Regions from separate parts of the Mus musculus genome. Here regions 2, 3, 4 and 5 are each linked to region 1. Evidence: chromatin loops called from intact Hi-C (ENCODE). Cell type or tissue: left cerebral cortex. All regions are shown on one strand. Links, peaks and the distances in the headings refer to the core of each region. The heading gives the core; the rest is flanking DNA.

Region 1 (6,127 bases), core at 666-5,665:
AAGACCTGGGCCAGCAAGATAGCTCAGAAGGTAAGGGTACTTGCCACCAAGTCAGAGTTCAATCCTGGGGACCCATGGTGGAATAAAGAGAGGCTTCTGCACACTGTCCTCTGACCCCCACATACCACCCAAGCGAGTCCCACAGAAAATAATTAAAAGCTATTTTAAAAAAATTCCATGCTAGACTTTTTGCTACTGAATCACGGAAGTGGTTATGCCACCAACTCCCATTATTCATGGCAGATATGTGAAGACCCAGCCTGCCTCCATCTTGGGCTTTAAAGCCATCTTATTGTAAAGACAAACTAGCCTCATTCCTGTTCATGATTAAACCTGTTTCTCAAGGACTGGGCTATGTCCCACCTACAACCTTAACTACAAATGGTTCTGTAAGCCTGTTCCAGGAATGGTAATCATGTCTTTGTTTCAAAAAGTTAATAACTATCTTGCAACCCACCATTGTTGCAAAGGGGTCGCTATGGATACCAGTTATTAGGACTACCTTGTTATGCCCACCTTGCAACCATGTCTTTGTTTCAGGAGGTCTTTAGAACTACTTGTTATGCTTTGTTCTGCACCTGTAACTCTGCCTATTTTGCCTGCCAATCCCCACACTTGGAAACCTCCTACCCTTGAGCTATGAAAGTCTTAGCTTCCTCATATCCAATGCTGATCTCTCCAACCGTGCCGTAAGTGGAGGCAGCCAATGTACACAAATAGAAAAGGCTTATTTTCACTAACTGCTTGCTTTAATTAACTTGCCCATGATGATGTGAGTCAACGGTCCTTCTCCTCCCATCTTTGGGATTAACATACGGGACATTTGTTTGTTCTAGTTGGGGTCTCATTCAGACTGCCCTAGAACTCACTGTGTACCCACTCCCTGCCTTCTCAGTCCAGATCAGATATTGTCCAGTGTTCTATCAGAATAAACCAAAACTGCACAGAAGGAAGGCCTTGTCCAGAAAGAGGCCAGCCCACAGCCTTCTGGTGGCAGGTGGCAGGAACTCCTTTCCCTTCCCAGGTGACTTTGGTCGGTGTATCTCACATTTGAGGTTGTTCCTGTGGGGGAGTGCTGGGGTGGGACATGGATGGCAATCTTGCTTCATATTCAAATTGCTATCACCACAAACCCTGTCTACATACATGAGAAATGAAGTCGGCTCCGTTCTGTACTTAGATTTTGAAAATAATGAACATATCTTGTCTGTTTGGTCTTATAATTTCATCAAAGCATCCATCTATATTTTAGGTGAAACTGTCACCCAGAGCTGGTCAAGGCGGCCCATGACTTTAATTCCAGCACTTGGGAGGCAGAGGCAGAGGCAAGCAGATCTCTCAGTTCTGGGACAGCCAAAGCTACAAAAAAAAAAAAAAAAAAAAGAATGCAAGCCTGGCCTGATGGTACTCACCGTTAACCAGCACTTGGAGGCAGCCTGATCCAGTGCGAGAGAGGCCCTGTCTCTCACCAATTAATGAAAAAGTAGGGAAAGAGGAAAGGAAGCTGCCAAAGCACCCTTAATTGTAGACAGCATGCTCTGTACACGAGACCCAAAGACTCCATCAGGAAAGTCTCAGAGCTGACAGTCACTTTAATCAAGTACCAGAAGGCAAAATTAATTCACAAAAACCATTAGGCTCTGTGCAGACCAATGACAAACACAGTTGTATTCACAATTACAACTATAAACAAACGACCATGGAATAAACCCAGCCAAAGAGGTGACTTTCGGGGGTAGGGGGGTCTCTCTGTGTAGCCCTGGCTGTTCTGGAACTTACTCTGTCGACCAGGTTGGTCTCGAGCTCACGGAAATCCACCTGCCTCAGTCTCCTGAGTGCTGGGATTAAGGGTATGTACCACCACACCCAGCTAACATTGTTTTAAAAACTGTTTATGTGCATTGGTGTTTGTCTGCATATATGTGAGGGTGCTGGGTCCTCTGCAATGGAAGTTATAGACATGTGGGTGCTGGAAATTGAACTCAGGTCCTCTGAAAGAAGAGCCACTACTCCTAGCCACTGAGCCATTTCTCCAGCCTGCATTTTTTTTTAAAGATTAGAAATTTTGATTCTTTAAAAAAAAAAAAAAAAAAAAAAAAAAAACAGCCAGGTGATGGTGGCACACGCCTTTGATCCCAGCACTTGGGAGGCAGAGGCAGGCGGATTTCTGAGTTCAAGGCCAGCCTAGTCTGCAAAGTGAGTTCCAGGACAGCCAGGTCTACACAGAGAAACCCTGTCTTGAAAAAACCAAAAAAAAAAAAAAAAAAAAATTAATGTTTGTATTATATAAGTATGTGTGTTTTGCCTGCATGCTTATCTGTGCACCACAAGTACTGAAGAAGGTATCCCTTATAACTAGAGATATAGACAGTTGTAAGCCACCATGTGAGTGGTGGGAATTGAACCCAGGTCCTTGGGAAGAGCAGCAGCCAGTTTTTTAAATAAAATATAATTCACATCATTTCCTCTCTCTCTCCTCCAATCCCTCATATCCCTCTCTCAACTTCATAGCCTTTTTCTGTTTTGTTTTACACAGACAACAGAGACATACATATATGAATAAATAAATATAACCCCTAAGTCTGTTTAATGTAGCATGTACATGTACAATTTTAGGGCTGATCACTTGGTACTGGGTAATCCATTAGGGGGTTCATCTCTGGGAAAGCCATTCTCCCTTTCTGACAGTCATTAATTGCGTATAGCTCTTCATCTAAGGGCGGGGCCCTTTAAGACCCCTCCCCCAATCCAAGTTGGCATGTCAACTGGTGCTGTTAATTGTCCAGGTCTTATTAAAGAAGCAATATTGAGATGGCCATGTAGGGGAATCAGCCTAGATGACCATCAACTTAATCAACTGATGGATAATTCAAACGAGATACAAACATCGGAACTTTATTCTGCGGAACAGATCCCACCGAAACCCACACAAAGTACTGTATTTCATACAAGTGAAACAGGTTCACTGACAAAGCAGACGGGGGTCCTAGGATGACGGGAAAAGTGAGAGGGAGAGCTAACTGTGGCTTCTGGATTTATTTAGGAGTGATGAAAATGTTATGGAATTCGATGTTGCTAGGGGTTACACAACCCCCAAGCATATGAGTAACCAGAGAACTGTACACCCCCGAGGAGTGAATTTAACCGTACTAATGCACGCTTCGTTTTTCAAAGTCCAGAAAGGCTACCCTGAATGTCAAACTCCTCAAGTCCACAGTTTCTTCTCAGCCCCACCGACTCCCTCCGACTTCACCCTGTCCTAGACAGTCCTGTTAACAGTCAGCGCGCGTGTCGCACGGTGCTCCCGAGCACGCGGTCAGCAACCCCGGACCAGGCGCCTCCCTCCAGATCCAGCGCAACCGTGGGGGCTTCAGGGCTCGGCCTCCCCGGTGGAGACGCCCCCGTGCCGGGCGTGTCCAGCAGCCGCCCGAATCCGAAAGGCCCCACGCTCCCCGACCCCGCTAGAACCACCCCGGCGAGGACCGTCCTCACTCACGCGCTTCGGAACGCGGTGCACGCAGGAGCTCGGTCCGGGTGCCTGCCGGGAAGCCGGAGAGGGCCTCGCAGAAGGAATGGAGACTCTGCAAGCTCAGAGTCCTCGCCCAAAGAAAAACAGAAGGAAAGGCCGTAAGTCAAGTCAGAAGGCGCCGAGAGCCGCAAAGCAGGCTGTCGCAAATCAAGTCGCGAACTGGAAGCGGCGGAGGACTCAGCATCCTGAGCGCTCTTGGGCTGTTATCTCACCGCCCGCGGCGATCAGCCTTCCCGCAGCCGCAGCAAGCCGCTTCGGTTTCCGTAGGCGCCCTGCGAGGGTCCCTGGTGTGACCCGGCTGGGTGACGCCCGGAGCCAACCTCTCCTCGGTGTGCTTTTAAACTCTGAGACCCTGGCAGCCAGTGGGATTTCCCCTGAAATTCAACCGGAACTAACTGGATGACAGTTACACTTTAGGCATCACTCCAAGTTAAACACAGACTGATCTCAGTTTATGATGTTTTCTGCTTTACAACAGATCTACGTCTCCAATGTGTAGTTTATATACTGAGAACTTTTTGTTTTTAATGGTCAGGCCTTCAGATTGTTGCAATTTAACCAATTCATTATATGGCCACTATATCCAGGATCTTTCGTGTTTTCCTAGATGGTTGACTTAACTAATCTTCCCAGAAACACGGAGTCAGATGCAGTTAATAAATAAATCGAAAGTCCTTTAGCACATTGTAGGGTCCATACTGACAAGACCAAGATAACAGGACAATGACACTAGCTACAAGAGAAACTCAGAATTCTGTTTCTGGAATTAGCTGGTCACTCAACTTGCCCATTACTTGCACAAAAAGGAAAGACTCTTTCTCAGGGCAGTGGTGGCCACATCTTTAATCCCAGCACCCAGGAGACAGGGGCAGGCAGATGTCTTGAGTTCGAGGATGCTACACAGAGAAACTCTGTCTCGAAGAAAAGAAAAACATCATTTGAAACTGTGCTACTGGCCGATGCAAGAGTACCAAATTTCCATTCTGGTGGCACAGACCTGTAACTCAAACTACTGGGGAAGCTGAGATAGGAGAATCCCAAAATCAAGGACAGCCTGGGCTTAAAACCTGTCTAGGTAAAAAGAGGGTTGGCATTATAGCTTAGTAGTAGGACTCTTGCCTGGCATGTAGGAAGTAATGGACTCAATCCCAACGACAGGGGAGGAGAACCTGAACATCTACGGCTACAGAGATCGCTCCACAGTTTAAGAGCACGTACTATTTCAGAGAACCTGAGTTAGGTTCCCCACATCCAAATTAGGGGACTCACAACTACCTGTAACTACAGTTCAAGGGGACCCAGTGCTCTCTTCTGGCCTCTGAAGGCACCGTAAACATACGACACTCATTTGCCCAGACACACAAAACATGTATACATATAAATAAAAACAAATCTTTTTTAAAAAAATAGACTATTAATCTGTTATCCGTGCGCCTCAGAACGTGGTGCTTGCAGGAGCTTGGCCCCGGGTGCCTGCAGGAGCTTGGCCCCGGGTGCCTGCAGGGAAGCCGAAGTGGGCCTCGCAGAAGAGATGGAGACTCTGCAAGCTCAGGGGACGCAGGGAAGAGGGCCATCAGGTTTGTACTGAGCCATGTGGCTGAACCCCTTTCCTTTTATAATTACTTATGTTAAACATCTTTTTATATTTTGGATATCATATAGCCGCCCAAATCCAAAGGGCCTCATGCTCCGAGACCCCACTGAGACCACAATGAAGACGCAGCACAAGATGGCGCACACCTTTAATTTCAGCACTCAGAGGGCAGACACAAATGAAAATCAACTTGGTCTACATAAGGAGTTGCAAGACAGCCAGTGCTACACTATAGAGAAACTCTGTCTCAACAAAACAAAACCACTAAGGACGGGCTGGTGAGTTTACTCAGTGGTTAAGAGAAATTGTTGCTCTTGCAGAGCATCTGGGGTTAGATTCCCAGCACCCACATGGCAGCTCACAACCATCTGTAACTCCAGGTCCAGGGGCTCTGATGCCTGCTTCTGGCATTCTTGGGCACGTAGTGCATACATACATGAAGGTAAGATGTTCATACCCATACATCTAAATGTTCATACCCATACATCTAAATGTTCATACCCATACACCTAAAAAAGAATGGGGGCAAAGGGGCTGCTTTACCTAGCTCAGCAAATCAACAAAAAACTTGCTTTTTTTCTCTATTCAGAGAACAATCTCTCAGTGTTGTCTCTCTGCGGCTCCAGTCAAACTGGGGCAATTCATTTCAAAGTTCCAAAAATGCCTTGCCTATCTGTTGGCAAAGGTTGGCTAGGGTTCCATTTCCCTGCCCAACAGTCTCATCTCTGCCGGCACAACACACACTTTGGTTTTCTTTCCAGGTCTTACCTGATAGCCCAAGCTGGCCTTGAACTCACTGTGTAGCTAAGATTGAGCCCGGGCTGCTTACTGACCCTTCTGGCTTCAGTTCCCAAGTCCTAGAGTGAGAGGTGTGCAGCCCCTGCTTTCTTCCTGATGAGGACTGGACACAGTACTTCGTGTGTGCTAGGCAAGCACTGTACCAACTACATCTCCACTCCTCATATGTGTTTGGGGTTTAGTTTCGCACATGCAGTGAGTGTGAA
Region 2 (6,127 bases), core at 746-5,745, 120 kb after region 1:
TGTCAAAGATTTTGTGGGTGGGTTGCTATCCTTATCCCTCCACTAGGAATCCTGCCTGACTAGGCTATTTCAGGGTTCATATCCCCTACTGCTAGGAGTCTCAGGTAGAGTGCCCCCTATAGATACCCTGGGGCCTTCCCTCTCTTCCCATCTCAGGTCTCTGGCACATCCTAGAGGTGCCCCCGCCCCGAAATTTCTCTCCTGCTCTCCTTATACTTGAACCCCCCTACTGCCCTCTCCTATCCAGTTCCTTATTTCCATTATTTATTTTGTTTACCCTTCTGAGAAAGATTCGGGCATCCTCCCTTTACCTCCTTGTTATTTGGCTTCTTTGGGTCTGTGGATTTTAGCCTGGTTATCCCATACTTTATGGCTAATATCCACTGATCAGTGAGTATATACAATGCATGTCCTTTTGTGACTGTCACTCCTGCATAATTCATGATGTCCTTGTTTTTAATAGCCAGGTATCCCATTGTGTATATGAACCATATTTTCTTTATCCATTCTTCAGTTGAGGGAAATCTAGGTTGTTTCCAGTTCTGGCTATTAGGAATAAAGCCGATATGAACATAGTTTGACAAAGAAGCCAAAACCTCACAATGGGAAAGGGAGAACATCTGCAACAAATGGTGCTGCTCTAACTGCATGTCTGCATGTAGAAGAATGCAAATAGATCCCCGCATAAAACTCAAGTCCAAGTGGATCGAAGATTTCAATGACAAACCAGATACACTAAATCTAATAAAACTGAAAGTGAGGAACTGCCTTGAACACATTGGTACAGAAGACAGCTTCCTGAACAGAACACCAATGGCTCAGACACTAAGATCAACAATTAATAAATGGGACCCCATGAAACTGAAAAGCTCTGTGAGTCAAAGTCATTAAGACAAAATGGCAGCCTGCAGATTAGGAAAGGACATCTACATCCACATCATTCACCCCTACATCTGACAGATGGCGACTATCCAAACTCTATAAAGAACTCAAGAATTTAGATACCAGCAACCAAACCAGCCCTACTGAAAATGGGGTACAGAGCTAAACAGAATTCTCAACAGAGGAATCTCTAATGGCTGAGAAGCACTCTAAGTGTCCTTATTCTTCAGGGAAATGCAAATCAAAACAACTCTGAGATTCCACTTTACACCCATCAGAATGGCTAAGATCAAAAACTCAAAGGACAGCACATGCTGGCGAAGATGTGGAGCACGGGGAATACTCCTCTATTGCTGGTGGGAGTGCAAACTTGTACAACCACCCTGGAAATAAATCTGGTGGTTTCTCAGAAAATTGGGAATAGTTATACCTCAAGACCCATCTATACCACTCCTAGGCATATACCCAAAAGATGCTCCACCATCCCACAAGGACACATGCTCCACTATGTTCATAGAAACTTCAGAACTTTTATGTGTTACTTTCAGTCATAAGTGTTTCTTTCAATAATGTTGATATGGTCAGCATATTTTTATGGCATTGGCCTTGCACATGCTAGGCCAAAGGCTGTAGTATGATTTAATAATAATATACTATTATTATTAGAGTTATTATTTTATGGTTATAGAGATTGAACCTAGGAAACAATGCATGCTAGGTAAGTCCTCTATCATTCAGATAAGTCCCCAGCCTCTTTACTTTTAAAATGAAAGAAACTACTGAAGAAAAGAAGCACAAATTGTTACTAATTTATTCTCAAACTTAAGGTTATCCATTTGGTAATTAGAGGAGATAACATATTTCTTATTTATATTAGAAACTATGTGATGTTATTAGGAAATTCAAATAGTATATCTACCCATATGTTTTTTAAAAATTAAAAATATATATACTTATTTTGAAGATAGGGTCTCACTGTATAGACAGGCAGGCTTTTCATTGAGATCCTCTTGTCTTGACTTCTGAGTGCTGAGATTAAAGGCATGACTTCTACCCATAATTCATTTATTTTTCTTTCTCTTTTCTTTTTCCCTCCCTCCTTGCCCTTTTCTTCCCTCTTCTCCCTCCCATCCTCTTCTTCCCTCTCCCCTCTTTTTTTCCTTTTCTTTTCCCATTTCTGTCCCTTCTCCTTTTCTTCTTTTCCCTTCTCCCTTGCCCCTCTCTTCCTTTCCTCTGGCCCTCTCCTTTCTCTGCTCCTTCCTCTCCCCTCCCCCTTTCTTTTTTCCTTCTTTCCTTCCCCCATTCTCTTCTTTCCCTTCCTTCTTTTTCCCTTTTCCTCCTCTCCCATCTCCGCCTACCTTTTCTCTTTCCTTCTTCCTTTTCCTTTCTCACTCCTGTCTCCCCCTTTCTCTTCCTTTCCCTGTCTTTCCCTTTCATGCCCGACTCTTGTTCTTCGTCCTGTCCTGGCCTATTTCTCTGTGTTAGTCCAGTTATACTCGTGTCTCGGCAACCTGAGTGCTGGAATTACAAGTGCACACCATCATGCCCAAGTCTAGTTTGCGTATTTATGTGTGTGTGTGTGTGTGTGTGTGTGCCCAAAGGTCAGCCTCAGGGGTTGTTCCTTAGTAGCTGTAACCTTTTCTTCTTTTTTTCTGTTGTTTGTTTTTTTTTGTTTTTTTGTTTTTGTTTTTTATTTTCTTGGAGACAGGATCTCTCTCTCTCTAGCTCTGGCTGTCCCTGAACTGGTTCTGTAGAGTAGGCTGGCCTTGAACTTAGAGATTCTCCTGCTTCTGCCTCCCAGGTGCTGGGAATTAAATGCATGCCCACCTTTCCCAGCTGCTTAGTGTTTTGAGAGAGAGTCTTTCCTGATCTAGAACTTGCTGGGTAGGCTAGGCTTTGGACATATTCTAGGACTGTATTTAGATCCTTAAGCTTGCATAGGAAACGCTTTACTGAGCTATCTTGACAATCCCAAGTTGTATTTATTTTTAAATGAAAAATTTCAGCCAGTAGGGATGAAATCAAGTGAGCAAATAGCACATTCTTCTTCTTATACTTGTTTGTATAGTAACTTAGTTTTATTTCCAGAGTCTCTCCTGTTAGTTACTTACAGTGTGTGAGCCAGAGGCTTGATTTACTAGGTAGGAAAGGGGAGTTTGTCAGCTCACTGAATACAGGATGTGTTCTTATGAGCTTCAGTGTGTAGGCCTGTGGGTAGAAATGTGCTGTGATAGGATTCAGGTTTTTCAATGGGAGGGTTTTGTGCTTGTGAGTGAATTAGACTGCATTCTGGTCATCTCTTATTACATGTAGAAGGATTTTTAAAATTCAAATAGTTTTGTTTTTCTTAGTCTGTTTGCTAGGGTTTAAAAATAAAATTATAATAGTTTACCACAAAATGGAGCATTGTGAATTTACTTGTTTGGAAATAGATAATGGAGAAGAGATGCCATAAAATTAGTTGGACACCTAAATTGTAAAGTAGTTCAAAGAAATTCAGCTTCAATACTTACAAGTACTGGAGCAATAAATAATCCATGTAAGTATAGATTTTAGTCTTATTGGCTGATGAAAATTGTCTATAATTAGTGTAGTTCATTTTATGTTTATATAATCAAAAATCTCACACTTATTTGTGGAGCAAACATCCTCAGAAGTCTCTACTATAAACTCAAGTGAGCAGCTTGTGTACACTTGGGGACCATAGCTTCTGAACAAGCTACAGCTAGTGAGTTTGCTTTAATGCTGGTGGGAGACTAATCTGGACTGAATGATGTTTTTAGTGGTGGAATGGAAGAAAACAGATGAGTTCAATAGATTCTAAAACTTAAGATATAATATAGAGAGTGCTGTGGGTCAGGACTGGAGATGTCGCTCAGTGGGAGACCCGTTGCTTGCCACATGCAACCCTAGGACCTCAGAATAACAGTGTAAATAGTTGTGTAGCTTAAAGAATTATGAAATATGCTCCCTTCTAATCCCCATCACCCAAATATAGAGAGGGAACTTTAATGCCCATCATCGTCAGAGACTCTCTTGTTCCACTAAGAACAACTGTGATCTTGGCTTTTATGATCACTCATTTGCTTTTGACTAAACTTACCGTATCTCTATTCCTAATATTAAAACATTATCACATTTATGTATCAGTATCAATTAATGGCAATACATATCATGGCTTGGCTTCATCTGATTTTCTTTTGTTTTAATTAAATTTTTGATACTCCTTTTTTCCCCTTTAAATTTGCATTGGTATTTTGACTGTATGTTTGTCTGTGTGACAGTGTTGGATACTCTGGAACTGGAGTTAGAGACAGTTGTGAGCTGTCATTTGGGTGCTGAGAATTGAATCAGGTCCTCAGGAAGAGCAAGCAGTCAGTGCTCCTCATTTCTGAATGATCTCCTCAGCCTTCCCCTTTAAAATTCTAATGAATTACTTTTTGGAGACTGTTTTGTCTTGGTGTTGAATTCACTGTATACTGGAGGGTAGACTTAACTTTTAATCTTCCTCTATCACTTCCAGTTTTATGTAGTTCTAGGAATCTATCACCCAGCTGAGAACTACCTATGGTGTTGTGCACACTAGTCAAGTACACTACCAAGTGACCTGGGTTTTCAGCTCTGTTTTTCAAGAGTACTCTTTAAAGTTTTAATTATAGATTTTTATCTTCCATAAGCTACTTTTTAGCTTACGGGCTAGAATAATAATTCCATTATATTTGTAATTTCTGTGCACATATTGACTTACTACATACACACATACACACACAGAGAGACAGACAGAGAGAGAAGGAGGGAAGGAGGGAGAGGGAGAAAATAATTTAAAAAAAGAGGTTGCAAGCAGGACAGTGTTTTAGTTAGAGAAGACATTAGAACTTGGACACCCATATCGACTTCTCCATTATTTCTATCCTATATAACAAATTACAGTTACCAAACACACAAGGCAAGGAGTCAAGCTTATTACAGGAGATAGGCATTCATTTATTCTTTACTTCATCAAATAATTTAAAACACTATCCTAGCATGGTAATTTTACCCCTCCTTTCTTTAGTGTGTATCTATTAACTGCATGGACTTTTTGTCTAAACATAGTGATACCATCACAGCGAATCCACTTAAAACATTTAAGAGACATTTGAGTTGGGAACAGATGGAGGTAAAGTGCTCAGTGGCATGGGAGATGGGACAGAGTTCAGCAGCCCAGTATATTTGGGGAACAGCTAGGTGTCCAGTGTGACTGAAGTAAAGTGACTGAGGGAAGCGGGAAGACACAAAGTGTGACACTCTCTCAAGAAGACATGTCACATGGGGAGCCTCACAGGGTTTTGAGTGTGGAGGGAGGAGATGACCTGGGTTTTAAAGGAGTGTATTGAGAAGATGCAGTAGGGGAAGCAAACTGTAGGAACTTGTAACGAGAAGTGTGGGGTTTTAGATGGCTCATGTTAGGTAGGAGTATTAAAAATGTACAAAAGAGTTTTTGGATTTGGATGTTTTGAAGGTACATATAAGTAGATTTCCTGACTTCGGTTTAGTGGAGACTGGAAGGTATGAATGGCTTCATGTGTGATACAAGTTTAGGATGCTGCTGAAGTCTGATCTTGAAAAATAGCTTTTGAAATGTTTGATAAGTACGTAAGTATGATATCCAGTTAAATACTTAAGGCTGAAGTTGGTTGTAGCAGTGTATATTAATTAAGATTGAGTCTGTCTTCCCTTAAATGTTTGAGCCAGAATTTTTTCGGGTTGTGAGGTTTTTGGGAGTTTGGAATATTTTCATAGACATTAGCAGTTGACCATTCTGTTCTAAAAGTAAAATCAGAGATGCTCTAAAAAAAAAAAAAAAAAAAAAAAAAGAAAGAAAGAAAAAAATGAATATAGTATGAAAACACTTTTAAAAGAGCTTTTCTTTCTGTAAGAATTTTTTAATTATTTATTTTTATTTCATGTGTATTGGTGTTATGCCTGCATGTGTGTTTGTGTGAGGATGTTTGATCTCCTGGAACTGAAGTTACAGAGCTCACAACTCTGCCATGTGAGACCTGGGAGTTGAATGCAGGTCTTCTTGAAAAGCCGGTTGAACTCTTAATTGCTGGTCCATCTCTCCAGTCCTGTTCTGTAAGAATTTAAGAAAAGTTGATCAGTGAGCTTCCTGGTCAGGCAACAGTGAGTAAATTAGGAGAAAGAAATAACCAAAATATTATATTATGGTCTTTTTCATAGCTTATAGGTTTGTATATAGCCT
Region 3 (6,127 bases), core at 1,002-6,001, 410 kb after region 1:
GTTCAGTGTGAATTCCATGCTGGCTTTGAAGCTTCCCAGATGAACTGTGAGATCCTTGATCATTCCAGAGTGGGGTTAGAAATCCGCAATCAGTTTTGCATCCATGGCCCAGAGCTAGGGTTAGTAAGGAGAACAGCTACCTAGGCTGATGGGGAAGGCAGGGACTCAAGGCCAGGCTGGGAGTTGTCACCAATCTGTGATTAATTGTATGCTCGGTGATTTGTGTATAAATGACACCCGCAAAGGCCCTGTGAGATACAGACAAACTCCCTTGGGAGTGCGTGCTCTCAAAGACTGCCGTAAGTAGTGCTTGACATTGCAGATCTTACCCACACATTACCTTGAGATTAAGCGTTGCCGTGGGATGGATATTTGCTCAGTGGTGAGGGATGGTCGGTATGTGTGTGTGAAAGAGGGGAGGGGGTAACAGGCAAGGTGGGAACATGACCTTTTGCCCTCCAAAGCCCCAGTGAGTGCTCCAGACTCTGGCAGTGCCTGGGCACTGGGCAAATCTCCCCTAGGCATACAGGGCAGGGGTTAGAGGTTAATGAATGAGTTCACGCCCCACACTCAGTATCCTGTTTGACAGTGGTTATATACATGAGATCTTAAATGGGGTCAAAACGGGAATTGCAAGTTTTCCCCAAACTCTTTATTTCTGCAACAGTGGTGTTCCGAGGTGGCTGCCCCTCCACAGGGAAAAGGAAGAGTGTGGCTCTGGTCTCTGAGAGACTCAGTATATGTCTGAAGCAGGGCCAAGGGGAGAGCAGGTGGGGGCGGTCCTGGCTGCTTCTATTCTTCTCTAGTAATCCCTTAAAAAATAATTGCAGCCCCAGACCTCCGCCTCCAGCACATTTTCCACTTGATTAGAGGCCTTTGTGGGGTAGGCAGAGGGGCCTGCAGACGTGGACATTATGCTGGACCCTGCAATGTCCAGCTGGGACTTTTTCCATCAAAAGGGGATTTTAGTAAAACCATTATCAGGGGCTTAGAGGACAAAGGCCGATGAGCTGCAAACCAGGGGCAGATTAGTGGTAGCAGCCTGTTTCGGGCCTGTAGAAGGGTGGGAAGGAGCTTGCAGTGACTTGCATGCAAGTGCCTTGATTTCTCTTGCTAGTTCCTGGCAGATGAGGAAGTGGGGTGAGTGTAGCAGCTGGGGCTGGGATGTCACGGATGTGCGAGGTAGGACTAATGTCTGCTTAGGCTTCTGGTTATGTCCACCTCGCCTGGAATTCACTGTGACAGCTCACAGTTCACAAGGAGAAATCAAGAAAGGCCCACGTAGCCAGGGGGTAGTGGCACACACCTTTAATCCCAGAATTTGGGAGGCAGAGGCAGACGAATCTCTGAGTTCAAAACCAGCCTGGTCTACAGAGCAAGTTCCAGGACAGCCAGGGCTAACCAAAGAAAGGAAGGAAGAAAGGAAGGCTGGTGCTGGGTCCCTTTTTAGGGCAGATGGACACTGTTTGAAGGAAGCACTGAGGGATTAGGGAAGGCGGGTGCGGGGGGGTGGGGGTGGGGGGGGGTGGCGGGCAAGAGAACGTTCTGTCTATAGTCTTGCTATTAGGACTGGGGGTTCCTTTGGGTGGACATCTGGGGAAAGTTATCTAAAATATAAGCTTCTGTCTTGTTGGGCTCCCCAGAGCCACACTCCATCTTCATTGAGGAAATGGAATTTCAGGCTGTGGGAGTCAGTTGCCTCCTGGAGGGCCCATGAGGGATCTGACACTGTCTCCCTCCCTGGAAGGCCCTGGCTTCTCCCTGTGTGCATTAAAGCCATGTTGACATTACCTGCTGAATGTAGGCCCTTGGGTACCAACTGCAGGGCTCTGGACAGGACATTTCAGGCCTGAAGTGCTGAGTATTCCTGCCTCAAGTGAAATTCACAGAAAAAACTCTGTTCTTTAAAACCTTCACTAGAGAAAACGTACAGGAGGTGGCGGGAGAGGGAGATGGAGACAGAGAGATGACAACACATAAATATAAAGCCTGAAGGCCAGAAGCGAAGCTGTCGGAGGCTGCACATCAAAGCCCCCCTCCCTCCCTCCCTCCCTCTCCGTGCCCAGGGCTGTGAGGGTCCTGTCATCCAGCGTCCTCGGTCCTCCGAGTCATGTGGGGACCTTTCTCTTGTCTGCAGACTCCCTTCCTGGCATTGTTCTTTCCAAACCCGGCTCCGTTCTATATAGTCACTCAGAGACACATTTCAGCAATGGTTTCCATAACGGGTTTCCATAATCTCCCCTGGGAGATTTCATGATTTTCTAAGAGTCCTCTTGGTAGTTCTGGGAATAGCAATGTTCTTCACACTCAAGCGCAGCGCATACTAGAGGTCTGTCTTATTCATTCTCTTAACAAAACAAAACAAAACAAAACAAAACAAAACAAAACAAGAGCTCTGTATGTTTGAGCTAATAATCGGGGCTCACCCGGCTCACAGGCTGGTAGAAGTCTTCCCTCCTTTGTCCCATGGCAGTAGCAGCTGCCTCAGACCCACGCTCTGATTCTCTGACCTCAGAGACTCTAAGTGTCAAGAGGACAAGAGCCCATCCTCTACGCCCTCAGCCCACCCCTCACTGCAGCATGTGGAATCTGGCCAGGGTGGCCCCGCGGCTCTGAGTGCATGCTTGTCTTCGGCTGCCTTTCTCTCGTCTACGTTCTGCATTTACACCGTGCAAGAAACCTCACATCCTTCTTAGACCCATCAGGGTCTGGCTTCACGGGCCCCTTTAGATTCTACAAAGACGGCTTCATGTGGGCAGTGAATATACTGCATTCCTTTGATAATTAAAGTGAATTAGAACAAAAATGTAAACTCCCAACTCTTTTTCTATTTTTCTTTCACAGTAACAGGATGCTTAGCTCTATCTTCATGCATGATTGTAAAATTTCTCCCCACTTGCCAAACTTGGCAAACGTAGCACTCCAACAGTTTTCGAGAAGGAGCCTTAAGGAATCAGCTGATACTTTCCCCCAGGCCCACCAAAGCAGAGCTGCTAGAACTCAGGGATCCCCATGAAACAGTAACACCCCAGAGACACGGTGCCAGGAGTCACCTCGCTGGTGCTTTAAAATTCAGTCTTGGGCTGTTGAGATGGCTCAGCAGGTAAAGGTGCTTGCTGTCCAGACTGACTCACAGACACATGCATGCCTACACACGTATACATACCAAAGGGTGAAAAAGGAAAAAAATTTAAAAAGCCAGTCTCAGTGTTTGGAGGAAATAATGTTCCAGTTGTCAACTCTTAGATCCTGGCAGAACTCTTGCGAGTGGGGGAAACATCAAGAGAAAGGATTTGTTAGCCTGGAGGGCTGGGTGGTCTCGCAACGCAGCCACCAAATCATAGACAATGCTGCCACCTACTGACAAGATCCAGAAATTGCAGATCTGGTGGGTAAATTCTGTCTTCTGTCTTCACCAAAGAATAAACTGTGTTGTCTACACTTAATTTTACTGCTTTATATTGAGTCCAAAACCATTTTAATTAAGTAAAAGCAAAGGAAACCACGTTTGTCTGTTTTCTGCCTCTAAATTGTTTGGACACAGCTCAATTTCATTAACAGCAGGAGAGGTAAATCCTGTGTACATGTCCTAAAATGAAGGTAAAATGAAGCGTGTCATGGAACAAGATGTTTTCTGTCCTCCCTCCTTTGTGCGGAGATAGGGTCTTATGTTGCCTGGGCTGGCCTTGAACTCTTTATGCCTCCATAAGTTCTGACTGTAGGCAAGCTTGTAGGGCATTTTAAAATTATTGATTGGAGGGAAGGCCTAGCTCATTGTGGGTTGGGCCATCCCTGGGCTGGTGGTCCTGGGTTCTAAAAGAAAGCAGGCTGCCCAATCCATGAGGAGCAAGCTAGTAAGCAGCACCCCTGCATGGCCTCTGCATCAGCTCCTGCTCCAGACTTCTGCCCTGTTTGGGTTGCTGTCTTGACTTCCTTTTAAGATGAACTGAGATGTGGAAGTGGAAGTCACATAACCCTTGTCCTCCCCAAGGTGCTTTGGTCACGGTGTTTCATCACAGCAATAGCAATCTGAACTAAGACAGCCTAGGCTGAGAGTAGACTCTCAGAGCCCCTCCGTATTTGTCAAGTCACCTGTCTTCTGCAGGAGTAAGTCGTCTCTCCATACCTATAATGCCCAAGGGCTTTGTGTACGCTAAAGCAAGCACTAAGTACTCTACTAAGTACTAGTTAGTAATGTGCCTCCACCTTGTGGGAATGTGCCTGTTGCCTGACTTTAATTAAGCATCTTTATTTCTAGAGCAAACAACGATGCTGTTTGCTGCTGAGCCATGTATGGTATCACTGGTAATGGATTTCTCATCTCATTGGTAATGCATTTCTGTAGTTCCTTCTGTGGTTGTTTGTTTTGAGATGGGGTTCCTCTCTGTAACAGACCTGGCTGTCCTGGAACTCACTTTGTTGACCAGCTTGCACTTGAATTCAGAAATCCACCTGCCTCTGCTTCCTGAGTGCTGGGATTAAAGGTGTGTGCCAACACTGCCCTGATGCATTTCTATAATTCTTATTGGGTCTTTGGACAATCAGACTCTTCTATGTATGGAAAAAATGGGCTAACTTCTGTCCCAGGAGGCCACCTGATTCTCTGTCTATTGCCTCTGACATACGGTGGCAGAAGAGGTGTGTCAGGTGGGCTGACCTCAGCAGAGTGGAAAGGCCATTCGCCTTTCTCGTCCAGGCTCTGCAAACCTGACTACCTTCTCTGTTCCCAGCAGTGGCCAGCTGTGAGCCTGGTAAGGCACAGGGATGGAACAGACCGCCCACCTCAACAGTTTGTGTTCCCAAATGAAAGACAGATACACAGTTGAGCTGCCCTCTGGGTCCAGAGCAGTCAAGATAGAATATAGAGTTCAGTAAGTAATAACTCAGGACTATTGGCAGGAGGGGGATTTAACCGTGTAGAGGTTACAAAGTGGCCCAGGCATATTAAAATTAAGGCTGTGTGAGGTGTGTGTGTGTGTGTGTGTTTCTTTCGGGAACATGAAGCATCGAGGCAGGTGGCAAACCCACTGACGGGGTTTATTAATTAAAAAATATTACTACCCTTACCATCTAGCCTTAGCCAGCTATTACTCCACTATGTAGACCAGGCTGGCCTCTAACTCACAGAGATCTGTCTGCCTGCATAAGCACTGGGATTACTGGCGTGTACCACCAGGCCTTGCCCTAGTAGTCTAACTATTGCCGTTCCTCCGTCCCTTATCTATCCGTTCAGTTCCAGCCTCTGTAACTTTTTTCCAGAGTCTAAGAAATATCAGGACTGAGTTTGGCTCCTATTTAGAGACCGAATCTCAGAAAGCCTTGCCCTAGACTGAGAAATGGAAGCAGATGTGTATGCAAATAAGGGTAGTTTGGGAAGAGTTTCCTAAGGAGATGCAATATCACTGACCTTTGTAATACTTTGTGCCATTACCAAATGAGGAAAGCGGTGTTGCCCAAGCCAAGGCTGAATGACCCCATATTGCTTGAGAAATAGTAACTATGTCTTGGACTATTTCCCTACCGTCCAATTCCCATATCCTGGGTCCATGACATGAGCGGCCATTACAGACAGGCAGCATAACATGATTGTTCTTCCCCGAGCAGATAACGCTCACGGGCCTAGTGTCAGTTAGGTGAGCCGTGCACACCGTAATTCCACTCTGTGGAGTTCAAGAGCAGCTGTGGCCATATAATGAGTTTGAGGACAGCCTGGGCTGCATGAGACCCCGTCTTTAAAGAGGTGCTTGATAGTAACAAAAGCGGGCTCTTTACTTTCTGAGGACCATGGAGGGTACAAGGAGACATGAGTGAGGTCAACCTTTCCACCCTTGACGAGGAGAACTAGCCAGAGTTCCTGCAGCTGGACCCTAAGTTATGATGCAGGCAGGTATGCATAGTGTGTTACATGTGTGAGCATTCTTAGTTCCGAGGTTTTCAAAACACAGGCTTCCAGCATTACTACCGGAACTACTGTGGGTCCTGACTCAGGCCTCTGGGGACAGTGAACAACACACCCAAGGCCACTGGCTTCTCTAGCACCTATTCTAGGCTATTTGTGAACCTGAACTTTGATCAGCTTCAGGAAGAACCCTGAACGCGGTGTTCATAAAACATATCGAAGTTTGCA
Region 4 (6,127 bases), core at 353-5,352, 54 kb after region 1:
TTAATTCTGACTAATGTAATGAGCAACTTCTCAAGTTCTTTTGGCTATCTGGATATCTTTGAAGAAATAGTGATTCATATTCTTTTCTCATTTTACAATGTGGATTGTCTTTGTACTATTGAGTTCTAGATATGGAAGAGATCTGACTTACAGATTGTTTTCTCAAGTCCATGCTCCCCTTTCACACGTCTTTAGGTACTTCTCAGCCTCTTTTTATTTTATTTGCAGACTACATAGTGCAGGGTGATTTCATGCTCACATTTTGGCCATCAGAGTGCTGGAGCTATAAATATGAGCCATTATATTCAGGCTTTTCAACTTCTTTGTTAGGGTCTCTATTAGTTGGTTAGTGCTGCCATACCACAGACTGAAGATGGCATCTTTGAGGATTACAATTTCAAAAACTTAATTCAATCCATATAACTCTGTTCTCCAGGCCATCGGATTTATGTCCGCCTCAACTTAAAAATGCATTCTATTTATTCCAAGAGACCATTTACATCCACATGAACTCTAAATTCAAAATCTTATCTAACTAAATACAGGTTAAATGGGGTGTGGTGTCACAAGTCTGTAGTGCCAGCATGTAGGAGGTTGAGGGTTTATAGGGTATCATTTGAGCCTGGTTCAAGACCAGTCTAGGTAATACAGTGAGGTTCCCATGGGGGGCACCTAATAAACATTTCCCCAAATTAAAAACAAACAAAACAAAGCGAGGTTAAATTTATTTATTTATTTATTTGAGGGGGGGGTAGGTTCAAGACAGGGTTTCTCTGTATAGCCCTGGCTGTCCTGGAACTCACTTTGTAGACCAGGCTGGCCTCGAACTCAGAAATCTCCCTGTCTCTGCCTCCCAAGTGCTGGGATTAAAGGTGTGTGCCACCACCACCCGGCTGAGGTTAAATATTCTTAATAAAAAATGTGGAATGTTTCAAAAGCTGAAAAATCCTGACCACCAGTATGGTACACCAGTGGAAATTTTCACATTATAAACTCCTGCTTTATGAACAAACTAAAACTACTGCATGAGCCAGGTGGTAGCAGTGCATGCCTTTAATCCTAGCACTTGGGAGGCAGAGTCAGACTGATCTCTGGGTTCAGGGCTAGCCCAGTCTACAACAGTGAGTTCCAGGATAGCCAGGTCTACACAGAGAAACCCTGTCTTGAAAAACCAAATCCAAATCAAACCAACAACCAAAAAAACTTGCATTAAGTGCCTTTCAGGATATATTTGCTGATAAAGATATACATGAAATAAATTAACTTTGTGTTTTGAATTGGGTTCTGTCCTCGATACCTCCTTAAGTGTATCCTTTTATCTTCTCCCACCCCCAAATTGAAAAACAGAATGGTCCCAGCATTTCAGATAAAAGACATTCTGTCTTTATATTATCTAAACTATATATGAGTGATACTGGAGATGGGTCATCCTGAGGCAAAATCCTCTCTAGCTAAGAAGCAGACCAGTTACACACTTCCAGGATACAAAGCTGGGACATACACAGGACAGATATTTTCATCCCAAAAGAGAGAAACTGGAGAAGAGGAAGGGGACCAGGTGCCAAGCACATACAAATCCCCCGGGGAGTGCCAGGTGTAGTGTCACTTGCTTGCAATCTCATCATTAGGGAGACTGGACCAGCTACTGTTGTGAATTCCAGGACATCCTGGACCATGCATCGAACAGATAAACAAAACCCCCAACAGAGACACATACACCTATAGCAAGGCAAGCGCCTCTTTACTTATTATACAGAGAAGTATCTGGAAAAACAGCCCATAAAGAATGGCTTGAATGGGTGAGTACCTAGATATCTAAGAAATGAAATCTCAATTTCTCAATTTCTCTCTCTCTCTCTCTCTCTCTCTCTCTCTCTCTCTCTCTCTCTCTCTCTCTCTGTGTGTGTGTGTAAGGAACCAGAGTATGACATCAGGTGTCTTCCTCTATTGCCCTCTGCCTTGTTGCCTTGAGACAGGGTCTTTCACTGCATCAGAAGCTCATCTTTTGGGATCAATCTGTCCTCCTTCTGCAGTGCTGGTGTTACAGATACTTGAAGCCATGCCTGGGTTTTATGTGGGTGCTGGGGATTCAAACTTAGGTTCTCCTGCTTGTAGAGCAAATGCTCGTATCCACTAAGTCATCTTCCCAGCCCCAGAAACGAAATCTTTGAAGATTCTTTTCTGGCTGCTGAATAGTCCCGTTTAGCTGCACACTCTCTAACAATTGGCTGTCATATGTTAGATGTACTGAAGGGGAATCAGTTTAGTGTGCCCAAGGAGCTGTAATGACCCAAGTGCATTTTGGAAGGGAACAATTAGAGAATCTGGAAAGGACAAAATATAGTTTGGTGGATGAACGTGAATACTACAGGATGGGGGAAGATGTTAATGGGATTAGGAAGAGTGTAAGCCGGTTAATTATGATGGTGGGAGGTTAGGGATGAGTAAACCGGTGAGTCTTAGCTCCTCTCATCTCAAAGGCATTTCAAATTAGCTTAATAAGCGCTGTGAGTATGGGGATGAGTGTAATTCACACCACCCTTGGATTTTCGGCTTAGAGATAGCTTATCTACATTTTTAAGATTAGTAACTATGTGTTGCCCCCACCTCCGTATTTTTTTTTTTTTTTTTTTTTTGGCTTGCTCTTGACAAAAGGCAAAGGTTGAAATTCAGCAGCAGAAAACTGGGCTGTCTAAAATAAGGTAGCAGCTGCTTTGTAGTTCGCCTTGCTTGGTGTGAGGGCTAAATAAAAAAGGTAACGCGGTGAAGCATTTGGCACAGTACACTGCATGTGGACATCAGGTTCCGCCCACACTCTTCCTCCCTGGAATGATCCTTGCAAAAAAAGCCACCTACTGAGGCGAGGGTCTTTTGCCATGACCGCTTGGACAGCCCAGATGACTCAAGAGTATTATTGCCTTCCACAGCCTCACAGCGCAAAAGCCAAGGGTGAGAGAAGCTAACTTCTCTTGGACAAAGGGTGTCCAGGCAGCCGTGGCTCTAATGACAAGCCCTGAGCTATTTATTTCCTAAGGTGGCGGCCGTCCCAGGGTTCGGGTAACGGGCTTGCCAAGGAAGGGGCGGGGCGACTCCAGGTTTGGGAAAGGCCACTCCACTCCTGGGGCTTCCAGCAGTCCACGTCCTACGGCAAGCAGGAGGAGACAAACGCCGCCCCTCCTCGTCCGCACCTTCCTCGCTCAATATCGCGGCCCGGGCTCCCGGTGGACGCTCGGCCGTGGGTGTGGGTGTGGGTGTGTGTGTGAGGGGCGGCGCTACGTGTGGCGCAACCCTGCCTCGGCACCCAGTTACCTTCGCGGCCTCGGAGCGCCGCACTTGTCGATCCTGGCGCGCGGTCCCGTGGAGCGGCGTAGCGGGGCGCTTCCCAGTGGGACGAGGGAAAGCCCAGCGGCCCGGGAGAGCGGGAGGCGGGGCGAGGGCGCCGCGCGGGCGACAGGGGGTGGGGCTAGGTGTGCGCGGGGGGCGGGGCGTGGTGACGTCGCGGGCGCCGGTCGTGCTGTGGCGGTGGCGGCGGCGGCGGCGGCTGTGGTAGTGTCGGCGGCAGGCTGTCCGGGAAGCAGTAGCAGCAACCGCAGCAGCAGCGGCGGCCCTGAGGAGAGTAAGGCGGCCGCGTCGGCAGCGGCTCGCTCGTCAGGCGGAACCTCGATCTGCCCAGAGGTCGCAGGCGCCGAGGCATTTGTCGTTTCCTACCCGGCTCGGCGCTCCCGGCCCTGGCTGGGCAGGGCAGAGCGCCCCTGGGGAGGGGCGGAGCTGTAGGTGAGGCTTGGGGACCCCTCCCCCTCCTTTTTGGGCCGGGGGTGGGGAGGAGGATGGGGAGGTCGGGAGGGCGGACCCCGCCCCAGCGCACCCGAGCCCACCGGCGGCCGCGCCCTGCGGAGCTCCCGGATTGGGCGGGAGCGAAGGCGCTGGCGGTAAGGATCGCTGCTGGAGGTGGGAGGTGGGGGGCTTCTGGCCCACCGAGAGCCGAGGGTGGGAGGCATGATGTGGGGCTATTGGGGAGCCCTGGAGTTGGGGTGCGGCCAAGGTGGATCGGATGTAAAATGTTTAAGATGATCTTATTATTTTGAACCTGGTTAGATAGAAGAGGAAAGGTTGTATTTCAGATGGAAAATGAGGCATGGATGTCGCCTTGGAGGTAGCTGGAGGGGCTACTGCAGCAGATCTCACATTGCCACTCTAGGGTTTTGGTTCTTTTCTTGGTCAGATGAGTAGAATTCGCTGAGGGAAGAGAATCCCTTTGCGTTGACTTGGGGTTGGTAAATTGGGAGCGCGAGTGAGTGAGGTTTTTACACACAAGAAGGAAGATGTTGGTGTTTAGACAACTTCATTCTATAGCAACCAACCATGAAGGAGTGAGTCTCATTACTCTTAGCCCCTCAAAAGTGCTATCAGCCTTTTCTTTTCCTTGCCCCCCTCAACCCCCTCTCCTGTGCTTGATCTCTTTGTACCATTTTTCATTTTTGAGTTGACCCGTTAAGAAAAGGCCCTGGACTCAGAGTAATAGTTGCAGGTGGTTGTGGCTGATTGCTTTGAGCGAACTGTGAACAGTTCTGTTGGAGATGACTGTATGAAATTGCTTAAGCGTTTAAAGTGCAACTGTCTCTTACATCTTGTTTTTCAATAGACCTTGATACATTTTGCGTTTATTTAATCATTATGTGTGTGTGCCTGGCATACACACGATAGATTACTCCCTCCCTCTTTGAGGTCAAAGGTCAAAGCTTTTGGGACTTGGTTCTCCCACTGTGGATGGCTGGGATCAAACTTTGGTTATTAGACTTGTGACATAAGCACTTTTTTCTGTTGAGTTATCTGGATGTCCCTATTTTTCCGATTCTTCTTCTGTCTCAGCCTTCCAAGTGTGAGATTAGACATGATCTGGCTTTCTTGAAGATCGATTTTATTTTTTTATTTTCAGGTGTACTTACTGTTGTCTCCCCCCCCCCCCCTTTTTCTTTGGTTTTGTTGTTTTCCGAGACCTGATTTCTCAGTGTAGCCCTGGCTATCTTAGAACTCGCTCTGCCCACCAGGCTGGCCTGCTTCTGTCTCCCAAGTGCTAGAGTTAATGGCATGTGCCACCACACCTGGCTTTATTTCAGTCTTTACTAAATATTAAAAAATGAAATAGAAATTGTTCTTTACGTAAGTACCTCCATTTCTAAGGAATATTGTCAGAGTCAAGGGATTTTACAATGTTCTGGTACCCTGTGGGAACATGTATCGTACGTTGTTGGGAGACATTACTAAGGCGAACAGTGTCCATCAGCATTTTACTCTTTACCACAATAAACCTAAGTCTTTTTTGGATTCTTGTTTTCTATTAGATTATTGTAGTCACGTGCCTTATCATTTATGACAAAATATTTCTTGTTAAGAAAATAGGCCATTTGATGGATATATATTGTAATATAATGAGAGGCACAGCACTCAGTAGTTCACTTATAAAAGAAGAGAAACTGCTATAAAATCAAATTTAAACAGCAACTTTCCTAACACTTACCTAATTTACTTGGGGAAGTGTCCAGGGGAGTGCTTTTCTGTAACTCAAGAGAGAAACACATAGGTTAGGTTCAGTAGTTCTCCAACTGACTGTTTTTCATGCTAACTTCATGAACAGACTTTCATCTACCAGAAAAAATAACTACCTGTAGAGAGATTGGTAGGAAACGGAGGCAAAGATAGTTAATTGATAAAGTGTATAGATCAATTTATAGTCTGATGATCTGACTTCCACTTTTGGGCTCCTCAGGCACCTGCACTCATTCACGTCATTCACACTCTCCATCCTTCCTATAACTGAGCATAAAATAAATCTTAAATGTCTTGTAGCAAATGTGGTGGCTCACACCTGTAATTCCAGCTTAGGAGGCTGAGATTGCCTTGAGTTTGAAGCTAGCCTGGGCTACAAAGTGAGTTCCAGCTCTTACTGAGCTACAGTGTAGAATTGTCTTTTTGTTTGTTTTTTTAAATTAAGGTGATTTGCCTCTTATTCCCTGTGCTATACTTGTTGAGTCCACTGAAGTTTTTCTTCATTGCTAAAGTCATAGAGTACTATGTCAGTCTTGTAATTCAGCTTCAAACTAGAAATTTAAAAGTGAAGGTTCTCAGA
Region 5 (6,127 bases), core at 591-5,590, 110 kb after region 1:
TCTCAATTACTGAGCCATCTCTCCAGCCCAGTATGTTGATCATAAATTCGCTAATCTTATTGTGTGCTAGTATTGTGAACACACACACACACACACACACACACATCTCTTTAAAAGCCATCACATGTGGCCTGCTAGACAGCTCAGTGGGTAAAGGGTTAAGGTACCTGCTGCCAAGCGTGATGGTGCTGAGTTTAATTTCCAGATCCATGTGGTAAAAGGAGAGAATCGATTCTTGAAAGTTGTCTTCTGCTGGGCAGTGGTGACGCATGCCTTTAATCACAGCACTTGGGAGGCAGAGGCAGGCAGATTTCTGTAGCCAGCCTGGTCTACAAAGTTCGTTCCAGGACAGGCAGGACAATACAGAGAAACCCTGTCTTGAACAACAACAAAAGAAATTTGTCTTCTGACTTCCATGCTTGTACCATGGATACATGCTTGTGCTTCCCCTCCCCCCTTTTCTCTCGCACACAGAGTAAATAAAAATATAAAAATCATAAGTAGTAGCCGGGCGTGGTGGCGCACGCCTTTAATCCCAGCACTTGGGAGGCAGAGGCAGGTGGATTTCTGAGTTCGAGGCCAGCCTGGTCTACAAAGTGAGCTCCAGGACAGCCAGGGCTATACAGAGAAACCCTATCTCGAAAAAACAAAAACAAAAACAAAAACACCATAAGTAGTGCTAAGTGCAAAATGACATAATTGGAAAGATTTGTGGCACACACAGAAAGTGAATGTTTATCTTGCTAATAAACATAAAGAATCACCTCCCCGTTGGATACTCACATCTTTACTTATTTTATTTATGTGAGTACACTGTAGCTGTCTTCAGACACACTAGAAGAGGCAGCAGATCTCATTATAGATGGTTGTGAGCCACCATGTGGTTGCTGGGAATGGAACTCAGGACCTCAGGAAGAAGAGTCAGTGCTCTTAACCCCTGAGCGGTTTCTCTAGCCCGGATACTCACATCTTAGTTACTTTTCGGTTGCTATGGCAAAATACCCCAACAGTAGCAATTTAAAAAAAGTACGGGAGTTATTTAGTCTTCCACTTTGAGGTGTAGTAGATTGTGGGGAGGGAAGGCAAGACAGCAGCGGGGGCTTGAAACAGCTGGTCAGGTTGTCCCCACAGTTGGACAGCAGAGAGAGATGAATATTTGTGCTGGGCTAGCTTTCTTTTTGTGGAGTCTAGAATTCAAGTCCAAGGAATGGTGCTTCTCACTTCTACTTTTGGGTCTTTTCTCCTCAGCTAACCTCATCATCATAATCCTTCACTGGTGTGCTGATGTTTTGTCTCCTTGGTGATTCCAAGATCATTTGAAGTTGACTGTTAATATAACCTCCACTTGTCAATAAAATTTAAATGATTAGTACACGGGCCAGATGTATACGAGAATATCATTCACAGAATCAAAGAATATAATGTTACTTTGCCAGGGATTGGGAAAAGGAACTAAGGAAAGCTACTTACTAGTATCCATGAATTTTCAGTGAAGCAGAAGTAAGCTGTAGAGATAGATCCAGTACAGCATTGTCCCCGCAGTCAACAATAGCATTCTAGACCTTACAATTCTTATGAAGATAGAGTTTATGTTAGTTCTGCTTTTTGAGTAGTATGTATCACTTGGCTTCAAACTTGAGATACTCCTGCCTCACTCTTTAAAATGATATTATAGGCATATACTATTATACCTGGTTTTGGTGTTTGTGTGTGTGTGTTCATGAGTTCGTATGTATGTTTGTGTGTATATATATACATATATATATATACACATATACACATATATACATACACATATACATATTCACATACATACATATATATATGTGTATGTATGTGAATGTTAAATTGTAGCTAAAAAGTTATGTATAACCACTTATTAAATACTAGTACTTGCTAATTAATGTTTTTAATAATTAAAAGTCATTTTGTTTTTTGATAGACTTTTATGTTTTGGAATTTTGTTTTTCTACTCCTGCTGATTTAGAGTCTTCTCACTCCCTTTAAGATAATTTCCATTAAATTTTGAGATGTCTAGATTTTCTTGTGGCTTATAAAGTAAAGGACTGCCATACTTCTTTTCCTGAGTTGGGGGGAATAAGCACAAATTAAGTTACTGACAATTATAGATTATTACCATGGTTTTAAAACTTGAATTTAAAGAGAATAAGAGGAATCTTTATTTCTGAGGATATTTCTGAGAATCCTTACAGCTATTTTTAGCTGCCTGCAAGCTGCTCTGTCTTTGCTAATTGAGGGGAAGGCTGATTTTGGTTTTTCTTTTTGTGTTGTTCTCAGCACATGCAGATGACAATCCAGGCTCTCCAGGATGAGCTGCGGATCCAGAGGGACTTGAATCAGCTGTTTCAGCAAGATAGCAGCAGTAGGACTGGGGAGCCTTGCGTGGCAGAGCTCACAGAGGAGAACTTCCAGAGGCTGCATGCTGAGCACGAGAGGCAAGCCAAAGAGCTGTTTCTTCTGCGGAAGACCCTGGAGGAAATGGAGCTGAGGATTGAGACTCAGAAGCAGACCCTAAATGCTCGGGATGAGTCCATCAAGAAGCTTCTGGAGATGCTCCAGAGCAAAGGACTTTCTGCCAAAGCTACAGAGGAAGACCATGAGAGAACGCGACGGCTCGCAGAGGCGGAGATGCACGTCCACCACCTCGAGAGTCTTTTGGAGCAGAAGGAAAAAGAGAATAATATGTTGAGAGAGGTGAGTGACTACCTTTTTAGTTCCTGATTGTCTTTTTCCCTTACTAATCAGAATCTTGCCCTAGATAAATTTATGTGCTCTGCTGTGCTGCTGGATAGGAATTTTGTCTCTTGTGTTTCAGCACTTCAGTGATTTCCTTTTTGATTTTTTTTCTTGAACAGAATGCATCACCTGGCATATATGTTACTCAATAACAGCCTCACCCCTGTCACCCTGCATGAGATTCTTAGGGGTTCCTGAGTGACTGAGGGGATACAGGGTTGTTTCAGTTTGTTACTCGCTTCTGTTTGTTCGTAGAGACAGAACAGCAAAACCAGAGTCAGGCGCTCAATTACAAACTACTAGTAACCAGTCACCTCTGCTCACCCATGCCTGCAGCACTCAAGCAGTAATGGGTGTCTCCTCTGGTTTCCCTGGAAACGGTTGTCTTGTTGTGAAAGATATGTGTTAAAAATCAAGGCGTGTAGCCAGAAGGAGTTATGTAGAGACACATGATTTTATATGAAAGACTCAAACTGGCCTGTGTGATTAGACCTCACTTTCTGTGGCAATGACATTTTAAGAAAGCATTAAGGAAGAATTCATCTTACCTTGAGCTAATTTAGAAGCTGTAATACATTTTATATGTCTGATTTCTTAGGGTTTCTATTGCAGTTATAAAGCACTGTCTTAGTCAGGGTTTCTATTCCTGCACAAACATCATGACCAAGAAGCAAGTTGGGGAGGAAAGGGTTTATTCAGCTTACACTTCCATATTGCTGTTCATCACCAAGGAAGTCAGGACTGGAACTCAAGCAGGTCAGGAAGCAGGAGCTGATGCAGAGGCCATGGAGTTCTTTACTGGCTTGCTCAGCCTGCTCTCTTATAGAACCAAGACTACCAGCCCAGAGATGGTCCCACCCACAAGGGGCCCTTCCCTTTGATCACTAATTGAGAAAGTGCCTTACAGCTGGATCTCATGGAGGCATTTCCTCAACTGAAGCTCCTTTCTCTGTGATAACCCCAGCTGTGTCAAGTTGACACAAAACTAGCCAGTACAAGCACTATGACCAAAAGCAGCTTGTGGAGAAAAAGGTTTATTTTACTTACAGTTTAAATCACAATCCATCACTGAGGAAAGCCAGCCCTTGAGTGCAGGAACCTGGGACAGGAGCTGATGCAGAGGCCATGCAGGGGTGCTACTTACTTTCTTGTTCCCCATGGCTTGCTCAGCCTGCTTTCTTTTCTTTTCTTTATTTTTCTTTTTTTTTTTTTTTAGATTTGTTTATTTATTGTATGTAAGCACACTGTAGCTGACTTCAGATGCACCAGAAGAGGGAGTCAGATCCCATTACGGATGGTTGTGAGCCACCATGTGGTTGCTAGGATTTGAACTCAGGACCTTCGGAAGAGCAGTCGGGTGCTCTTACCTGCTGAGCCATCTCACCAGCCCCAGCCTGCTTTCTTATATATCATTAGACCAACTTCCCAGGGATGGCGTCACCCACAATGGGCTGGGTTTTCTCCCATTCTCCATTCTGTCACTAGTTAAGAAAATATACTATAAACTTGCCCACAGGCCAGTCTGGAGCTGTGTTGGATTTTCTTAATTGAGCTTCCCTCTTCCAAAATGACTCTATACTATATCAAGTTGACTTAAAACGAGCCAGTGCTTCTGGTTAGATATAAAATTCTTTTTAGCTTCCCTGTGATTATTGGGATGCACCGCTATAACCAGCTAACTTTCACATTTTGATGGGGGGAAGTGGGGATCCTCGAACTGTTAGGATGAGTCTGAATAATCCCTTTTAAACATGATTTGGGAAGAAGAAAATTAAAAACAAATAAACATATTCAACTGAGCATGATAGAACATGGCTTTAATCCTAGCACTTGGGAGGAACAGGCAGGCAAATCTCAGTGAATTGTAAGCCAGCTTGGTCCACATAGTGAGAGACTGTCTCAAATGAACACATGAAAACACCCAAGAAACTAACACCAACACAAAACTATGGAGCTACTGAGTGTGGTGGTACATGCTTTTAATCCCTGCATTTTGGAGGCAGAGGCAAAGGCAGAGGAAAAGGAGATGGAGGCAGAGGAGGCAGAGGAGGCAGAGGAGGCAGAGGCTCAGTGAGTCGGAGGCCAGTCTGGTTGACATGGTGAGTTGCATGATAGTCAGGGCTACACAGACTTTTTTTTTTTTTTTTAAACTGTACAGCACCTCAAAAGTAAAAATTCCAGGTGTGTATTGAAACAAATACAAACTTGGTGATGTCTTTTTTCCAATTATAATTTCCTGCTTTAGGAGTATTACGTTTTTGCTGCTTCTGAACATTTCAACCTATCCTAGTAGTTTAGGAACTAATAAATGCCAAATAGCTAAAGGATACGGGAAGTCACAGTTTGTTTATTTATGAACAATTAGGATCATATTGAGCTCGAAAATACTGAAAAAAAAAACCCTCTGGGAGTTTTAGACTTTTTTTTTTAAATATAAGTCATATAAATACATTTTGTATATGATAAAAGAAAATATATTTCCCTGTGAGTGTACCATCAAACAATTCAAGGCTGCCATTTGTAGCATATTGTCTTATAAGAAATATAATCATGCTACTTCAAATTACTTGAAAGCAAGTGGGCACAGTGGCTGTGGAAATCCTTTTCTTCCTTCAAGACTTAACTTCCATCAGTTCTGCATTGACGGTCAGTGTGTAGTGTTGCATGTACATGCAGTAGCAGTGACCATGTATATTTGGCAGTAGTGATCATGTGAGTAGAAGTATCCAAAGCAATTTTCCTTTTTGAGATGGACGCTTACTAAGGAGTCCTGGCTATCCTTGAAATCCCTACACCCCTGACGATTCTAGATAAAATTAATAACTCTTCGCCTCCAGACCAAATAAATGCTTAATAAAACAAGAACTGAATGATAGTTTTATAGTCTGGCTTAAGAAAGTAATAGTCTAGTAAATGTATATTTACTAGAAAGCATTCTGCTTACTAGTCACATACTGAAGTAGGAAGAGGTAAAGATGGTTGTGTTAATGATATTTAAGAGCATTCTTGAAGTTTTATCTAATTAATTTGATAAGAGTAGGGAAGAGAATAAATAATGCCATTGATGGAAAAGATGGTACTCGATTTCATTATTGCAGAAACTAATATGCAAATGTCATTTCCCCCAATTTATCAATTTAATGCGTCTATACTGGGAATTTTCTGGTAACCCTTGGGGGACTTATGTAGGTAGATCAGAATACATATATTTTGAATCCACTGGTGATATGTATCTGTAAAACTAGCACCTGGGAAACAGTGACAGAGAATTTAAAGTTCAAGGCCAGCTTGATCAAAGAAAAACATAATAGAGTCTAGAAATATTGCATTGTTAAGTATATGGCCAATATTTTGAGATAATGCCATCATT

Evidence for each region. A loop is a pair of places that touch in the nucleus more often than their neighbours do. Peaks named below come from ENCODE experiments on the same cell type or tissue, not always from the same donor. Only the 100,000 strongest peaks of a DNase experiment are listed, where the experiment ranks them.
Region 2: a loop joins it to region 1, with 2.4 times the contacts of the local background. A loop is called at or near these places in 16 of 42 quality-filtered maps.
Region 3: a loop joins it to region 1, with 3 times the contacts of the local background. A loop is called at or near these places in 23 of 42 quality-filtered maps.
Region 4: it touches region 1 in a loop (7-fold over the local background); 16 of 42 quality-filtered maps call a loop at or near these places.
Region 5: a loop joins it to region 1, with 6 times the contacts of the local background. A loop is called at or near these places in 16 of 42 quality-filtered maps.

What each region holds. Positions count from the first base shown.
Region 1 is chr6:119,900,205-119,906,331 of GRCm38, reverse strand. It overlaps Rad52 (RAD52 homolog, DNA repair protein), which reads right to left and starts at 3,634. Exons shown (of 12, transcript NM_001166381.1): 1 at 3,497-3,634. In left cerebral cortex, for the core only: no CTCF peak of the experiment used is centred there; DNase peaks (open chromatin) are centred at 685 and 3,653; H3K4me3 peaks cover 1,845 bases; H3K27ac peaks cover 1,689 bases.
Region 2 is chr6:119,784,390-119,790,516 of GRCm38, reverse strand. All of the region lies in intron 4 of Erc1 (ELKS/RAB6-interacting/CAST family member 1), which reads left to right. Among named protein-coding and RNA genes, the nearest start is that of Erc1, 61 kb to the left of the region's middle. In left cerebral cortex, for the core only: no CTCF peak of the experiment used is centred there; no DNase peak of the experiment used is centred there.
Region 3 is chr6:119,487,149-119,493,275 of GRCm38, reverse strand. All of the region lies in intron 1 of Wnt5b (wingless-type MMTV integration site family, member 5B), which reads left to right. Among named protein-coding and RNA genes, the nearest start is that of Fbxl14, 11 kb to the right of the region's middle. In left cerebral cortex, for the core only: CTCF peaks have their summits at 2,296 and 3,359 (motif pointing left); DNase peaks (open chromatin) are centred at 3,160 and 3,305.
Region 4 is chr6:119,845,524-119,851,650 of GRCm38, reverse strand. Erc1 (ELKS/RAB6-interacting/CAST family member 1) reads left to right here and starts at 3,501. Exons shown (of 21, transcript NM_053204.2): 1 at 3,501-3,774. It overlaps 3110021A11Rik (RIKEN cDNA 3110021A11 gene), which reads right to left and starts at 3,458. Exons shown (of 1, transcript NR_030776.1): 1 at 2,622-3,458. In left cerebral cortex, for the core only: a CTCF peak has its summit at 3,299; DNase peaks (open chromatin) are centred at 2,498, 3,165, 3,388, 4,134 and 1 more place; H3K4me3 peaks cover 2,448 bases; H3K27ac peaks cover 1,574 bases.
Region 5 is chr6:119,793,495-119,799,621 of GRCm38, reverse strand. Erc1 (ELKS/RAB6-interacting/CAST family member 1) reads left to right here. Exons shown (of 21, transcript NM_053204.2): 4 at 2,299-2,715. Among named protein-coding and RNA genes, the nearest start is that of Erc1, 52 kb to the left of the region's middle. In left cerebral cortex, for the core only: no CTCF peak of the experiment used is centred there; DNase peaks (open chromatin) are centred at 2,356 and 3,054; H3K4me3 peaks cover 325 bases; H3K27ac peaks cover 918 bases.